Regions from separate parts of the Mus musculus genome. Here region 1 is linked to region 2. Evidence: chromatin loops called from intact Hi-C (ENCODE). Cell type or tissue: heart. All regions are shown on one strand.

Evidence for each region. Hi-C counts contacts between places; a loop is a spot of excess contacts. Peaks named below come from ENCODE experiments on the same cell type or tissue, not always from the same donor. Only the 100,000 strongest peaks of a DNase experiment are listed, where the experiment ranks them.
Region 1: a loop joins it to region 2, with 2.7 times the contacts of the local background. A loop is called at or near these places in 3 of 42 quality-filtered maps.

The regions. Positions count from the first base shown.
Region 1 is chr2:27,698,544-27,701,043 of GRCm38, forward strand. All of the region lies in intron 1 of Rxra (retinoid X receptor alpha), which reads left to right. Among named protein-coding and RNA genes, the nearest start is that of Rxra, 23 kb to the left of the region's middle. In heart, a CTCF peak has its summit at 1,084 (motif pointing right); a DNase peak (open chromatin) is centred at 1,188; H3K4me3 peaks cover 616 bases; H3K27ac peaks cover 1,401 bases.
Region 2 is chr2:27,551,423-27,553,922 of GRCm38, forward strand. No RefSeq gene overlaps it. Among named protein-coding and RNA genes, the nearest start is that of Gm13421, 12 kb to the left of the region's middle. In heart, a CTCF peak has its summit at 1,384; a DNase peak (open chromatin) is centred at 1,369.

The sequences.
Region 1 (2,500 bases), 150 kb after region 2:
TACTTTGCTTGGGAAATTAGCATGCTAGAAACCTGATTGCTATAGGTAGGACTTAACATATGAAACTCAGACAGACAAGTATCAAGATGGGCCGGGAGACCTGGTGGGTGTCACTGGGGCATGTAGTCCCTCTGGGCTGAAGTCTTCTACTTGCACAGAGCAGATATTGTTGGGGAGCACGGAAAGACCTGAGCTAAGAGTGGGACGGTAGCATGGGGTATGGGACAAATATGTCGTGGTAGCTGAGCAGGCCAGTTTTGAGCTGCTACCCATGTGGGTTCTCCATCTTCCTGACCACCTGACCCCATCATCCTAACTCGGTATCTTACCAACATGGGGAGTCTGGAGAGGGCAGTGATCCATGCCTCAGGGAAACGCAATCCTTTTGTGGCCCCTGAATATTTCATCAGCAGATTAAAAATTGAAGCTATGCAGTCCCTCTCTCCTCTGGGAGGGTGGGGGAGGGGCTTGCACTCTGTCTCAGGCGGGTTTGCGTATTTTTCTTGGTAATGGAGCCGTGTCAATTAGAAAATGACATTGCTGTTTAAAATGTCGTTCTGGGGCCCTCTTTAATTAAGGCCAAGATGGAATAACCAATCTGTTGCCGTGAATGAAATTTTAAACATCAGAATGAGAGGTGGTGACGTGGAATGGGTTTTGTCACAGAGTGGGTGCAAAGCCATGGGTGATGGATGGAGGCTGTGGCCTGGTGCAGGCTGCACTAGTTGTGTGTGTGTGTGTGTGTGTGTGTGTGTGTGTGTGTGTGTCTGCCTGTCTGCCTGTCTGTAAGGAAGAGTGTTGTTGAGACTGATACTAATAAGTCCAGTGGGGAGGGCAAACTGGCTCTGGCTCTTAGGAGCTTAAATTTGATAGGTGTGTGGAAAACCCTGGGGGACGGTGTGTAGGGGGTGGCAGAGAAGGCCAGGGAGGGATTAGTCTCTAGGTAGCTTTTTAGAATCTGAAGGATAAGATTGGGAAAGGGCTGCATTGGGGCCCTGGGTGCCTGTAAGGCACTGTGATGGGAGGGTCATAGGTTTTAATTTAACTCTCGTGAGCAGGGGCTCCACTCCAGGCCCCCAGATGGCGGCACAGGACCTGGCTGGATTGCCTTGTCTTCCTTGCCTAGCCCCTGTCCAGCAGCAGGCAGAGTGGCCACTTGCCAAGGCAGCAGGCCGTGTGAGGGGAAGTGTCTGGGCCTCCCGGCCTCCTGCTGCTCTGTGCTCAGAGCTGGCCAATGCTTGTTTTGCTTTGGCGGGGCCAAGCTCACCCTGGCTGCATCCTGCAGCTCCCAGGACGTGGGCTTGACTCTGGAGTCAGCTTCCCTGGTGATACAGTAAGCAGCTGCCAGGACTGACAGAGAGGGAGAGTGTGAGGGCTAGGCCCCACAGCATACAATGTGGCTTTGGCTTTGTGGCTGCCGGCTGGCCCTGTTTGTACCCATACTCCTGTGTGGTCAGCTGGGAACTCGGAAGCCTGCCTCCCTTCGGGGACATGAAGGACTCTCATCCCTTCTCTGGGTTGGATCAGCCAGCTTTGCAGACCTTGGCTCTTCCTTCCACCTTGCTTGGCAGGAGGAGGTCCGTCCCTCAGTCGTACTTTCCCCTTGGGGACACTCAGCCCTTCTCCTGAGGCCTGCTCTGAATGGCGGGCCAATGGCTCCTGGAGTACAGGTGGAGGACAAGCAGCTTAGATCTTCTATGTGTCTGGAGAGTTGGGGCACAGGGTTCTCATGTGACTGGGAGAGGTGGCTGGGGTTTCTGGCCTGAAGAAAAAGACAGTATTTAAGTTTTATGAGAACAGACACAGCATTGAACAGCGTGGCTGGGGAGGATATGTGTTGATCTTCTTAAATAGATGTGAAGGGCTGCTGGGTCCTGCTCAGCAATCTTCCCAAAGTAGAATTTGAATTTCTGATGGTTTTTGATTGTGTGAGTCCTCTGGGCAAGTGAGGTGGAGAGAGGAGACTCTGGTGGCTTGGGCTGTGTGTGCATGTGTGTGCTGCATCACTGTGTATGGCAAACTGCCTCGTGTGGCCCAGTCACAAGTGCTCCTCACTCCAACCCTTAGTTGCTTCTAAGAGGTGCTTGGTACCCCTGTGTCCATGTGGGCCACTCAGAACATTCTCAATGTGGTAGTCTGTGCATAGCTCCCTTTCTTGAGGTAGGGAAGATGATACTAAGACTCGTTTGTACCGTTTACTCTCCTCCAGGATAGGAGGACTAAAATGTTTCAGCATAGGGCTACCAGGCATCTGGCATGGGGGTGGAGTTGGGGGCCCAGTGGTGCCTTTGAGATGTGGTTCATTGTTGGGTCTGAGGCTACACCTATGTGGGATCCAGGAGACTCAAGACAGCTCAGAACACCTATATAAGTCTCCCTGGGAACAATTATGGAAAATGACCTGGAGATGCTGTGAATTGGGGCTGGGGCATGTGAGGGGTGCTGCTGTGGAGAGCTATGGACCAGGATGCCTGTTCACTGGGCTCAACACTGATTGTGG
Region 2 (2,500 bases):
GAAGAGCAACCAGTGCTCTTAGCCTCTGAGCATTCTCTCCAGCCAGTAAATAGCATTTTAAAAGGTGTGAGTGGTGGTGGCGCATACCTTTGATCCTAGCCCTTGGGAGACAGAGGCAAGCAGATCTCTGAGTTCAAGACCAGCCTGATTTACAGAGTAAGTCCCAGGACAACCAGGGCTACACAGAGAAACCCTGTTTCAAAAAAGGAAAAAGTGTGAAAGTGATTTAAGACATCAGTGTAAGCAAGACCTGTGGGTTTATAGATTGGGTCAATCAGTTGAGAAGCTACAAGACTGCTTTGCCAGTTCAAGTTAGACTCTGCTCACTTAAGTTCAAAGCTTCACTCATAAAATCAGTAACAATGTAGAGTACCAGTCTGTGTCCCCTCTGAGGACACCTCTGTCAGCTACTCAGCACCCTAAATTTCCCAGAGTCAGCTTATTTTACTCTTTGATTCTGCTGTCCTTATGGTCTCCAAACCCATGTTTGTTTGTTTTTGTTTTCTGAGACAGGGTTTCTTTGTATCTAGCTATCCTGGACCCGGCTCATCTGGAACTCGGAGATTCTTCTGCCGCTCAGTCCCATGTTATGTTATTGACCGTGTGACCATCCAGTTACCCTCATTGCAGCTATGGGGCCCAGTATGGCTGTGGTTCACATTGTAATTTTTTAAAAAAGATTTATTTATTATGTAAGTACACTGTAGCTGTCTTCAGACACACCAGAAAAGGGCGTCAGATCTCATTAGGGATGGTTGTGAGCCACCATGTGGTTGCTGGGGTTTGAACTCAAGACCTTCAGAAGAGCAGTCAGTGCTCATAACCGCTGAGCCATCTCTCTGGCCCATATTGTAATTCTTGCCATCTAGGGAGAGACCAGTGTTCCTCATGATGCTGGGAATCCCCTAGAAAAATAACTTTTCACAGTCATGCTGAGAGCAGTCTTCTCTGGACCACCCCACAGAGATGAACAGACATGCTGGAATAATCTAGTGGAACATTCCAGTCTCTCTGAGGAGTGACACTTTCCTCTATGACCCCCAAACAGTTCTAGGCTTTGACTTTGTGGCGGTCACCTTATGGCCCATGCTTAGCCAACCAGCTAAGCTGAGCTTCTCTAGCAACTCTAGAAAACAGAGTCTAGAATCTGCTTAGCATTGCTAACCAACAAATCCAACCTATCCAGTCTGATTTCTCTGCAGTTATGCCTCATGTCTAATGATGCGTTGGATGCAAGGTTTAGATGGGGTAGGCATCATTCAGGCGAGAAAGCTGTTTCAGCCTCTTCTAGCACTTACCCCCATGCTTTTGGGAGCTGACTTTCCTAGGTCTCAGATGTAATTTCTGCTCATCTGGAGGAAATTCCATCAGTCTCCACGTGGAGGCAGACTTGCACCACTCAGGGTGCGGAGGCTCTGGAAAAGCCAAACTGGTCTTGGGTCCCGAGGAAAGGAACTTTTGCTCCCCCACCTCCAAGCCTTGGGCAGGGCTGCATTCCCACTTCTCTTTGGCTTGGACAATTTGCCCATCCAGACTGGGCTTCAGTTTGTTTGTTTGTTTGTTTTTTCCAAAGGAATTGATCAGAGAAATACATAATGTGGGCCTCAGACTTGGCTTTGGAGCAAGCTTGGGAGACCCAGCTATGCCTGTCCTGATTCCAGATGGAGAAACTAAAACTTGGAATGCACACACACAGGATGGTGGGGAGGTGTCGCCGGCCAGTTTTGGAGTGTTTTGATCCTGTTCTAGTACCTTGACTGACATGCACAAACTGAACTGGGGTCTACAGCTCCAGAGGACTCTGGGGTGCTAGGGAATGCCCTGGGCTTGTGGCTTGGTACATAGTTATGTTTTGGGTCTCTAGTAAGTGCTGTGGTGGACCAGTCACCTCCCATTGCATATGTATTGTGCATACATGCAATTCCACATGCGATGATTAATGTTGACTGTCAAGTTGATAGGATCCAGTGTCACTTATGAGACAAATGTCTAGGCATGTCCTCGAGGAGTTTTCTAGATTGTGTTTGTCCAGGTAGGAGGAGCCACCTTGAAACTGGTCAGTACCGTCTCACGGGCTGGGGTGCTAGCCTAAATAAGGAGAAAGTGGGCTGAGCTCTGTCTGCATCCTCGGCACGGATGCCATGTGACCTTCCCTCCTAGCTCTGATGACTGTGAGCCCCACCAGCACCATCCCTTCTTGAAGTTGGTCTTGTCAGGTCTTTGTTATATAGCAACTAGGAAATGCCCTGGGGATTTTTTTCATACTACCCAGGAAATGTGAGCCATGAAGCCCAATTCACTCACCAGATTCTCTGAGGACATAGTTTGTATTTTTGTAAACCTGATCATCTTTTTTTAAAAAGATTTATAGATTTATTATATGTAAGTACACTGTAGCTGTCTTCAGACACTCCAGAAGAGGGAGTCAGATCTTGTGTCAGATCTTGTTACAGATGGCTGTGAGCCACCATGTGGTTGCTGGGATTTGAACTCAGGACCT